Regions from separate parts of the Homo sapiens genome. Here all the other regions are linked to region 1. The links are chromatin contacts, found by Hi-C in ENCODE. All regions are on one chromosome and are shown on one strand. Each heading gives the region's core, a stretch centred on a gene start or an enhancer-like site at or near the end of the contact. The rest is flanking DNA. Distances are from core to core; before and after follow the strand shown. Region 1 holds the start of MMAA (metabolism of cobalamin associated A). Region 2 holds the start of TTC29 (tetratricopeptide repeat domain 29). Region 3 has its middle 160 kb from the start of TTC29.

Region 1 (3,783 bases), core at 31-2,530:
GAGATTTGAAAGGTTTGATTCTGTGTTCTTTCTACTAGATCCTCGGCTTCATTTAGACTTGTGCTTAATTTTCTGTCATTGGCTATTGAGTCTACAATCAATCTTTGGAGTAAAAGTGGTAGTCTTTTGGTCCAAATAGTAATAATGAAAATGGTGAGACCAGTAATTCATTTTTTATTATTCTGTATTCAGTAAGAATCAACCTGTATCAAATAGCTGAAAAGGCCTGAAGCCTCCCAAATGCATATCATTACACAAATTCTGTGTGAGGACTGACATCTTGGTTTCATATACTAATTATACTGCATGGGCCCCATTTATAACCATATCTACTCGTCATTTGATCCTGGCTACTGCCGATGGATGCTATCTTCATCACATTATAGCAAACATTTGGGTGATTAAGTTTTTCTCAAAAATTCTAGATTAGCATACAACGGCTTTACTACTTATATGTCATCTAAGACGTTTTTTAAGAATTAGTTACTACTACGCCCAACGCAGTGAGGTAGCAAATATTATGCCTGTTTATTTTCATCTCCATTTCAGGCTTGCGCGCCTTTCCCCCCTCGGGACTTCCCGAGGACACCCCTGCAGCAGTGAGCCCGAGTCCTGGCTTTGGCTGCATGTTAAGAAATATTAATCAAAATGAATGCGTGCCCTTTAAGAGAAAAAAACTGTGGGTCCTTCAGCCTTTAAAAACCATGCCGTGGTTTAAAAACTTAAAACTATATTTCGGCAGAACGCTGAGCATTTCTTCAAATCACTCTGAGAAGCTTGAGTGTCTTTAATTTCACCGGTCTGTCAAACGTAACGCGTCTCTCCCTCACCCCACATTTTAAGTTTCCAAGGAGCGGAAGAAGGGCCTCCGGGGGTCCCGGCCGCCGCAGGCTGCTGGGGGTGAGGACACGACTCGGCCTCCGTCCGACTCGAGGGTGTCGCGAAGGCCAGGAGGGAACGAAAGTTACCCTCGAACTTCGGAGGCGAAAGATTTCATGTGGATCTTAAAAAGGGCAAAACCTACCCCAAAGGCCGTAAACCGCCCTCCCCTCCCCCGCCAGAGAACTTCCCGGCGCAGAGCTTCCGCAGCCTGCTGCAGGCCGGGAGACCTTCACGCTCACTCGCTCTCCGCCACACGCCGGAACTGCGCGGCCACGTCCACGGGGACCCTGGCCATGCCCCGCACCGCCACCCAGCCCCAGGCGATCCCCGGGCCCCACGCGCCTGCAGTCGGCGCTGCGCCTGCGTGGGAGGATCCGGCGGAAGGGGCGGGGTCAGGTGGCACTTCCGTGGCTTCGGGCGGGTGAGTATGGGGAGTGCGCGCGGCGTCCAGGAGTCGGGACTGGGCTCCCGCCTACGGCCGCCCTCCCGCCGGGGGGCCAGCGCGGTCCTCCGGGGCGCCCCCTGGAGGATTTGGGGTGGGGGAAGGAAAAGGAGAGTATTATCGAATATTCTCCTAATATTGATGTTCGGGGTGCGGATATGTGTGGACAGGCAGGAGTCGGCAAATGGGTTCAAATGGAAGCTTTAACAAAGAAAGGCCCTGTACGTAAACAGTGTTTTAAAATTCTCATCTTGGTTAGGTTTCTCAGGTTATCTCTGAGCCACAGCAAGGCAGCTTTGTTAAGGTGGCTCTTCCCTTGTCGCTGCCAAACCCGGTAAATGGTTAACCTGAGGCCGCGTCAGAGAAAGCCACTATGACTCCTACCAAAGAGTGAAATTGAAACTCTTTTCTGGGAAATCAAATCCAGGATATAAAAGTTGGATTCAAACTAAAAGTTACAAACAGTATCTAGGTTCCGTCACATGGCGTGCCGGGCAGGGTCTAAATCTCTTTCAGCAGAGGGCATGCTGTCTTCATATGTATTTCTCATTAGAAAATGAAAGACGACCTAAACCAAAATAATATAAAAATTTTTTATTATCTGTCTTAAGAGTTGTACCCTAATCCATATGTTTAGAAAACATAAACTAATAAAACTTTTCCAACTTGGTAGAAAGCCAAAAGTTTCCAGAAAAACTGTGTGGATTATTCAGCATTTTGCTGTTGTCTACAATGTTCAGAATATTCTTTTACAATAATTTTGCACTAAATACCGGTTTGTGTTCAGGGTAACAAGAGGTTTTTAAAAAGTCAAAGACAAGGACAGGTTTTTTAAGGGCTGTATTCTATTAGGAGAGACAAAACAAGCATGAAAAGTTACATATCCATAAGAAATGTAAATCACCATTTGAGATATTTGAAGATGTCAAAAGAAAACCTTTATTTAGAATGGAAAGAGCTGGTGAATGCTCGAAACATTTACCATTTAGCTGATTGTTGCCATGTGGGAATGGGGGTCTCTCAAACGCAGATCCGATTTTCTCCAACACAGGCCAAAGATCTGTATTTTTACGTATTTTTTCTTGATTTTTAATGTTACTTGCAACCAATTTAGTTAACACACACCTTCTGTGGGTGGGCCAGGTGCAACTAGTTTGTGACCTCTGCAGATTTTCACCTTAGTACAGTCCTACACTTACACAATGGTTCAGTTAAAGATTTTTTGACTTTACAGTGGGTTTATCCAGACACAGACCCGATTGTAAGATGAAGACTCTTTGTATTCAGAAATAATTGGAATTAGAGGTCAGAAAAAGTCCTAGAGACTGGGATGGTCAGGAAAGATTTTAAGCTGGGTAGTATAGGAGAGATATCATAGAGGGGGAAGGATGTAAAAGATGAGTTAAATCTTGGGGTTGGGAGAGTTGGCAGGTTTGGAAGATAGTAAACTCTCCTTAGAGGAATTTTGGAAAGGCAAGCGCAAGAGGTGCTGCTGGCCTGGGGACTACACTTTGAGAACCACTGTCCTAGGGTACGGTGAACTTTTGGAGGAATTTGAGTAGGAGGCTAAGGAGATCACATTCACCTTTCAGAATGAGTCTTGCTGTGAAGTCTGAAAGGAGGACTGAGGAGGGAGAGAGAAAAGAGGAAAGTTTCTTAGAGGTGATTAGCACCTGCTTGATGCCAGGCCCTGTGCCAGGCTCTCTCATGCATACTCATTTATACTCACCATGATCCTGATACGTAGATCTTAATGTTTTCATTTTGTAAGTGAAGGAACTTTGAGAATATGAGAAATTACCCAGGTTCCATAGTTGGTCTCAGAGCTTCCTAGTTCAAGCCTGGATTTGAAATAGGGTGGTAGCAGTGGGAATCAAAACATTTAATGGTGATGGAATTTAGAAAAATAGAGACTTCTCAAGCACATTTAAGCCTAAAAGTAGGAATTGGGAAATCTGAATCTTACTGGAAAAGTGATAAAAAGTAAAGTGGACAGAGAACTTTAGAGAATCCCTTCATGAATTTGGTATTTGTTCTTTATTACTCTTAACTCATGATGACCTATTTAAAACCTATTTAAAAGTTGCTTATTTAAGAAGTCATCCTGCTCTACAAAAGTTTCCTGAAATTATTTGAAAAAGAGAAAATAAAGCCTTCTGTGGTTGGGGGGGGTGGAATATGGTAAACAGATTAATGGCATTTGACAGCTTATCTTCAAATCAAAAGTGATTAGCATTGAGAAATGGAAACACTTGGTACAACACTGCATTGCCTGTACGAATTGTGCTGTGCTGCAGACACTGATCTACTGTATTGATTTAGGAAATTCTGTATGCTTTTTCTTGCCAGAGTAGTTATTGAAATTGAGAATATTCATTGGATCAATTTCAAGATAAATATCCCAAGTCAGACTGGCTGCTGCTGAGCAAATTTTTAATGAAGGAAAATATCCATATATT
Region 2 (3,833 bases), core at 742-3,241, 1.3 Mb after region 1:
CATGTGAGCTCCAATTTAGACTCAACAATGAAGAATGGGACTAGTGCTATGAGGTGACTGACCCAGGCCTGTAGCATAAATGGAGCATATCACCACTAGTTATGGCACCTCCTTAGGGTTCTCCCAGATCAACATCTCAGGGGAAAACACACAAGATGGTGTGGCTGCAGGAAGGGAAATTGCTCAGGTTCAGGTGAGTAAGAAAGAAGAAGAATGAAAGATACCTCTTTGGCTGCTACCAAATGAGCTTAGCCCCAGGAGCTCAGGCTGAATCAGCCTGTTAGGAGGACCCACAGGAACCTCCGCCAGTGCTAGCAAGTGGGCAGTGCTACAGTGTGGCATCATCGGGTGCTGAGACAAAGATCAAAAGGCCGCCTGAAGCCATTCCACTGTTGGTATTCAGAAGAAATTTGGTGTACTCTTTGATCTGCTGGTTGGCTCTTGTATCACAGCTACAATCTCTAAGTTTGGCCCCCACATGCAAAGACAAATGAAAATGGAGAAATACAGGATGAAAGGTTTGAGAGTGCTAGGTCAGGCTGAATGTGTCCCATGGTGTGAGCTTAAATTTTTGGCCCCCAAGTAAAATTCTTCAAAGAGTAACTCTCCTGCCCTCTATCCCCAGAGATGCCTTTATCAGGAAACACAAAGGAGGGAGACCTACTACTATGTAAATGGAGGCTACTTGGAGAATGACTATGTCTGAGGCTGACCAGTGTCTGCAGGGTTCAGTCACTTTGGAGTAAAAACTGAGATTAGAGAAATAAAGCCAGTAAACCACAGTAAGCAAGTTTATTATACATCATCACGAGTTCAAAACAAGTAGGATTTTACTAAAAATCATTCATAAGAATTAAAACTTTTCATATTATCCAAGCTCTTTTACTATGAAAGTTTAATGAAAACTACAGAAGAAATATCACTAATTATGCTCCCTAAGTAAAAAAAAAAACATAATTAAGTTTATAAAGAGTCAGTAATAATGTTTATTCTCGGTATCATAATTTTTGGACACTTCTGGCACTCTCTCATGGGTAGATAGGTTGTTTAGTAAAATAAATAGAAAACACACATTTCCTACCAGCTGACATTGATGGCTAAATCACAAAATCAAGCAGGAAATGAGTTTGAAGGCAAGCCATATTTCACGTGACTTACATTTGCAGATTACTGCTGATGGTCTCTCCAGGCTTATAGACTTCAGCCTGAAAATCAGGAAGCAAAGAATAATAGCAAAGAAGAAAAATTTAAAATCATTCAGTAGTGTAACTCCTCTCCCCGCTCCAAGTCATGGAATAAGATTCACTCTTACAACAAATACTTCCTACCATCTAAGTTTAGATGAACTTTTAAAGAAAATCCCCAAGTATAGATCCTATGAGAGAAACTAATCACTAAATCAGTGAAATGCCAAAACATCTGAAATATGTATATGTATTGATGTATTTCAATACAAATGTGACATTAGGGATAACCATTTGTTCTCTCAAATTTACGAGATACAGTTATCTTTGCCAAAAACGGAGAGCATCTCAGTTCCCTTTCTGTTCCCACCTAGTTCTCAACAGGACTAAAGGACTTATCCTATGCCTAGTTTTTCACTCCCCTCAGAGGGTCAGGTGAACTGGGGAGCAAGAGGAACTGGCGCCTTTCCCTACTTCTCTTTCAATTCGTTTATTGAGGTAAGTGGCGAGGGCCTGGACTGAGGAAGCTTGAGAAAGACTGATGGAGGAAGGGCTGGCTGTAGGGGTCAGGGAAGGGGCTGCCTGAAGAACAGCCTGCCTCTCCAAGGAGCTGAGGAAGTCCGGTCCCAACCTCGCCCCTGCCGTCACGAACCTCGGTGCACTGGCCCAGGGAAACAACTCCAGTTTTCCGTTCCGCCGAAGTCAGTCCCCCACCGGCGGCAGGTGCTGGGCGTTGGCGCTGCCCCCTCCTCTCTCAGTGATTCCGAAGCCTGGCTCCGCCGGAGCGGAGACAGGGGACGCCGAGAGCGTCTCCACGGAAACAGAGAGGCGAGGCATGACGGCCGGGGGTGGAGTTAGGCTAAACCGGGCCTCGGGATTGGGGCAGCTCCCAGACTCTTCGGGCTTGGGGGCGGAGTCTGGCGAGGGGTGGAGCTTACTGACGGCCGGGCGGGGCCCCCAGATAGCTGAGGCTTTTCAAGCAGGGCTGCTTTCAGAAGTTAGCTCGCTTTTAGGCATTTTCACGTAACCCAAGAGGCTCGAATTTGCCACTTTCATTTCTTTCGTGGCCTTGCATTCTCAATGCTTTTTCTTCATTTCTCTTTTGTCCACAGGATTGATGGGAAAACGCTGAGCTAGGCATTCATGATCCCCGTGACCTGAAGCCAATTTATCCATCTAGCTAAGTCATTCATTCTCCTCTTCCTCAGCCTCTCTTGCAGTCAGAACCCACCACAAATGCCTTTTCCTGTCATGTCCCCACAGACAATTCAATTTTGAATTGTGGTTCGCTAAATACTCAAGGTCTCTTTCAGAGAATCTCCCTGCATCTGTCCTTATTTGTTTTGCATTTTTACCTGAAACTCAGGGTTTTATATTTACACTAAATAAATATCATCGTATTAATCTCGGCCCATCATTCCATCTCTTCTCTCAGACATGAGTGCAAGGAAGTGAAATTCCTTGCTCATTCCCTCATATATATATGGGGCAAGAGAGTGAGGCTTGCCACTTGTTACTTCTAAAATACAGAAGTGCTGGAAAGTTAGGCTATTGTTCCTTGTCTACTGACACACATTGTAGGAGAACGAGCCAGCGATATTGCTCACACGAATCATTCTATTAACCATAAATCGATTCTATTTAGAGTACAAGCATATCAACCATAACCACACTTTCATTCTAACATCTCATTTGCTGTAACAAATTACTAAATTATTTCCAAGTATGTTTACATTATACATTCAATGAGCACTGTGACTATCTGTAATTGGGCTCCACCCCATCCCCCACACCAGTAAGACTCTCATTCTATTCTCATGAGTTTATTTTCCAGTTTCAGCATCACCTTAACACACTCCACTGTGACCTGTGTGAATTCTTTTCCAGTCCTTGCTGCTTTTTCTGACTTAGAGTCTGTTTGTGAATTCCATGCACCTTCCTTTCTCACAGGAGGCTGTCTTAGTTGGCTTTCTAGGTAGTTCCTTCCTGCTTCTTTGGACTTACTTCTCCTACTTGCTGTTTTTTCACTAGAAGTTCTTTGACTAACTCTCTTTCTCCTTCTGTTTAGCATAGAATTCCTTCAGTTAGAGAACTTTGTTTGCAAGTGACAGAAAACACAAACGGGCTTAAGCAAAAAAGGAAACTGATGAAAACCAAAGGATGCCAGATTCAGCTGCAACTTTATCTAGAAACTCAGGCCTTTCTGAAAGTTTTGAGGATTCCAGAATACCTCTTCCTTTCACTACACAGAATTAATTTCTCCTCCTCTCGCCTCCTTTCTCTTAGACCTACCTTGATTTTATCAGTATAACTTTGCATGGTGTTTGGCTTATGGGAACCAAACTTGCCTGAAAGATTGTGAGTACCTTGAAAGCAGAGACTTTGTTTTATTGTTTTCTGAATTCCCTTGTACCGTATGCAAGGATTAGTATACAGTATGTGCTCAAAAATATTTTTTGAATTAACAGAATGACAGAATAGAGTGGTTTTTCAAACAGATTCTTCCTTGTGTAATTCTTCTCATTGCTTCCTCAATCTTCTCCACCTAGAATTCTAGGGGGAAGGTCAGGTGACACAACTGATAGTTTGAATGCTATTACTGACATAACAACCTCTAAAGTTTCCTCTTCCAGTCTTGCTCTGGAGAAA
Region 3 (3,664 bases), core at 349-2,848, 1.5 Mb after region 1:
TTTCAATAACTAGACTTGGGTTGTGTATCTGTCCCCAGTCTAAGTAAGTATGGGGCTCCTGATAACAGTTAAACTAGACTGGGTGAGAACTAATTTCTGAAAAGAAAATTGTTGTTAGAAAGGCAAAATTGGCCAGGCTCAGTGGCTCACGGCTGTAATCCCAGCACTTTGGGAGGCCGAGGAGGGCAGATCACTTGAGGTCAGGAGTTTGAGACCAGCCTGGCCAACATGACGAAACCCCATCTCTACTAAAAATAAAAAAATTAGCCAGGTGTGGTGGTGGACACCTGTAATCCTAGCTACTTAGGAGGCTCAGGCAGGAGAATCACTTGAACCCGGGAGGCAGAAGTTGTGGTGAGCCGAGATCGTGCCATTGCACTCCAGCCTGGGTGACAGAGCGACACTCTATCTCAAAAAAAAAAAAAGAAAAAGAAAAAAAGAAAAAAAAAGAAAAGAAAAAGAAAGAAAGAAAAGAAAAGAAAGAAAAGGAAAGAAAAGAAAGGCAAAATTGCATTCAGCATTGCCAAAACCCAGCCAATATTCACTATAGCTTGTGACCGACTGTAAATGAGAAGTCTTGGGCAATTTGTGTAAAATACTTTATGTCTAAAGCAAGAGCCTCAATTCATTTCTTCTGAACATACTGTTCTTTTCTACATTCCTCTTCCTATATTACACCCACCCCACCCACCATATACCACCAGCTGCACACAGCTATTGCTGTTTTAGAAAACTGTATGTACTAGCTGATGTAAAAATGGAAACAAAAAAAAACAACTGGTGGTTTTTAAATAGTTTTTACTATAAAACTTATATATACCATTATAGAAATTTGAAAGTGAAGAAAATTATAATGAAAACCATAAAAATAATTTATAATTGTACTACATGAGGTAGATTCCTATAAATATTTTCTTATATTTCCTTCCAGGTTTTATATTGCTATTGTAGTTTTGTCTATGCATTTGTATAGTAATGTAAACATAATCTATTCCTATAAGGTTATAATACAAAATTTGGACCATGTAGTCTATTCAGATTTGGTGTGGGGGCCACTGGCTTTTTTTTTTTAGCTTTGTTTTATAATGAACATTTTTACTCAAATTTATGATTTTTCCCCATGTATATGCACATATATTTTTAAGAAATTTGTAGTTTGGGTGGCCTTTAAAGAGCCATGTGGAATAACTTTGCCTAAAAGTCTGTGAAGAAACAAAACAACTGCACGACCTCAAGTAACCCTGGAAAAGGGTACCCACAAGGGGAAGCGATTGGAAATCAGCCCAAGAGCTTGCCAGGAAGAAGCAAAGAGGGTGCGAGCCAGCAGAAATCAAATGATTTAGCAAGGGGGGTAGAAGTCAGTTGGAGCCAAAGAACTGCCCAGTTAGTCCCTTCTGAGAAAGGAAACACTGTTAATAGCAGAAGCCTAGGTTCTGGCATCAATTTAACTTGCATCATAGTCTGTTACCACTTTCTGTCCTCAGTCTGCCACCCCACCCAGAACTGCTATATTTTCTGGTGTCTCCATGCCCTTCCCAGTCCCACTAAGAATCTATTTATAACAGCAGGAGCTCGCCTTGGTCCACTGTGACACACAGGCTGCTTTGCTGGGAAAGTTCTGCCTGACTCACTGGGGCTGCATGAAGCCTGGGGAGGCAAGCTTCTGGCGTGACTGTCCTTAGAATGTGTACTGAGTTTCCTCAGGGTTCACTGCTCCCGTCTGTGACTCAACGAGAAATGTAGAACACACGTGAAAACCGTGTGAGCCATAGGCATTTGATTTGGTGGGTGGGGGGCGCGGAGCTACATTGAATTCATAACTATGGAAATTGTTTTTTCCAACATTAAATTCATAACAATGGAAATAGTTTTTTCTCTGTAAATTTTCTGCCTCCCTTAATCTATAGTGCTACCTGACCCTTTAACATTGGCCATGAACAAATCACAGAACTATTTTCCTTAAAAGATGAGTGAGAGGAAATTCTAAAACTGGTTAGGAGCGATGTTTTAAAAATTGCCATGTATTAATACTATCAAATAACCAAATATTATTTGATCATATCAAATCAGGGCGAAAGGTAAATTTTATGAGATTCAAGTGCAACTTACCTAAAAGTAATATTTTAAAATTGACACCCTGTTTTCCTACAAAAGTCCCATGGTCTCTTAATTTGCCAGTGAAAATTACTGGGCTAATTTTGTTTGTTAATGAGATAAATGCCAAACACAAGTGTGAGTTAGGCTTGACATTGTGAATGAAGCCACTATAATATGTAATGTCAAAACCATCTCTCATCAAAAAGCACTACCAGCGTGTCATGTCTAGATCCTGGGTGTAAACCCTTGGTTAATAATAGCATAGAAAATCACAAATTTATTCACACTATAAATATGTGTAAAGAAAGTACAGATTTCCACTTCCTCCTTATAATTGAGTCTATCTTTCTCATAAGCCTCTACCTGATGGATAATGAAAGGGAAAAAAACTTAATATAGTCTGACTCAATAATTTAAAATATCCCTTTGGTAAATGCTCCATCTCTGAGGTCATGAATGAGGTCAAGTTCAGTCTCTTAAATGTCACTCTAGATCATCTCTGGCTTTATCAGCAAAGAGTGTGGCTTATATGATCAGATGGTGACAGAGGAGACAAGAGGTATCCTCTGGACCCTCATTGGCCCCTTAGGCACAGTGACTTGTTCAGGCTGGATTTAAACACTAAATTGTGACGAGTCCATCTCTGGGCTTCCTGCTGACATCTGTTACTGAAAGGCTGCTGCGTTTCCTGGCTTCATGTGTGGGATTCTGTGGAGCCTCCTCATGTTCCAGGCTTGGGTTTGCCATGAGGAAGTGCTGCAGCCTGTCAGAGTCTGCCCCTCCTCTTCCCTCTGCCCTTGGCCTAGGCTGTGCACTCAGCTGTGAGGGCATCCCTTACCCTTCTCCTTTTACAGATCCCTGGCCCATTTACTGGCTCTCCTTGGAGGCCTGTGGGCTTGTTTGAGTTCCATTCACATCCCAGAGGTGTCAAAAATACCTGGGAAAGCTAAACCTGGCCCTTCTTCTGCTCAATCCTGTTCTGCTACTCAGTGCTCAGCTGCGACCATCCTGCCCCCTCCACCATCCCATGTTGAGGTGGTCACTCTATACAGAAGCTCCTTACAGGGTTCCAAACTGGGCAAATTTTTCTCATCCTTCGACCCAACACCTCTCCTCCCTTGGCTCCTGACCAGAAAGAGGAAAAATGGGGACATGTATGTCTCACCCAGCCTCTCTCATTTTTCTCTCCTTCTAACATTCTCCTGGTAGGGGGAGAGTTAGGCAAGGATTCCCTTAGGTAAACTCCACAAACTGCCAGTCTTTCCTCTTGAAATTTCAAAGAATCTTGGTTATTAGAAATACCTCACCTGGCAGAGACACAACAAATAAAGAAAGCTTCAGGCCAATATCCTTGATGAACATCAATGCAAAAATCCTCAACAAAATACTGGCACACTGAATCTAGAATCACATAGAAAAACTAATCCACCATGATCAAGTAGGCTTTATCCCTGAGATGCAGGGATTATGCAAATCAATAAATGTGATTCATCACATAAACAGAACTAAAGACAAAAACCACATAATTATCTTAATAGATGCAGAAAAGGCTTTTGATAAAATTCAA

Evidence for each region. A loop is a pair of places that touch in the nucleus more often than their neighbours do. Pooled maps may share reads with other maps.
Region 2: a map of CD4-positive, alpha-beta memory T cell shows a loop between it and region 1 (5-fold over the local background). The contact joins the promoter of TTC29 here to the promoter of MMAA in region 1. A Hi-C loop is called at or near these places in 2 of 168 maps with a recorded cell type or tissue (CD4-positive, alpha-beta memory T cell and naive thymus-derived CD4-positive, alpha-beta T cell) and 5 of 50 pooled maps.
Region 3: a loop to region 1 is called in a pooled map of psoas muscle, with 9 times the contacts of the local background. The contact joins the enhancer-like site here to the promoter of MMAA in region 1. A Hi-C loop is called at or near these places in 4 of 168 maps with a recorded cell type or tissue (A673, MCF 10A, PC-9 and 1 more), 3 of 37 single-sample maps with no recorded cell type and 11 of 50 pooled maps.

Annotation. Positions count from the first base shown.
Region 1 is chr4:145,618,105-145,621,887 of GRCh38, forward strand. MMAA (metabolism of cobalamin associated A) reads left to right here and starts at 1,281. Exons shown (of 7, transcript NM_172250.3): 1 at 1,281-1,303. RefSeq lists silencers at 1,110-1,549, 1,580-1,649.
Region 2 is chr4:146,943,873-146,947,705 of GRCh38, forward strand. TTC29 (tetratricopeptide repeat domain 29) reads right to left here and starts at 1,992. Exons shown (of 13, transcript NM_031956.4): 1 at 1,837-1,992; 2 at 1,159-1,205. TTC29-AS1 (TTC29 antisense RNA 1) reads left to right here. Exons shown (of 7, transcript NR_188447.1): 3 at 1,559-1,682. RefSeq lists a silencer at 1,985-2,124.
Region 3 is chr4:147,102,158-147,105,821 of GRCh38, forward strand. No RefSeq gene overlaps it. Among named protein-coding and RNA genes, the nearest start is that of TTC29, 160 kb to the left of the region's middle. Within about 2 kb of position 1,599, at least 10 of the 41 ENCODE cell types and tissues checked have a DNase peak (open chromatin) inside an H3K27ac peak, as active enhancers do; they include A673, where a contact is called at or near this core.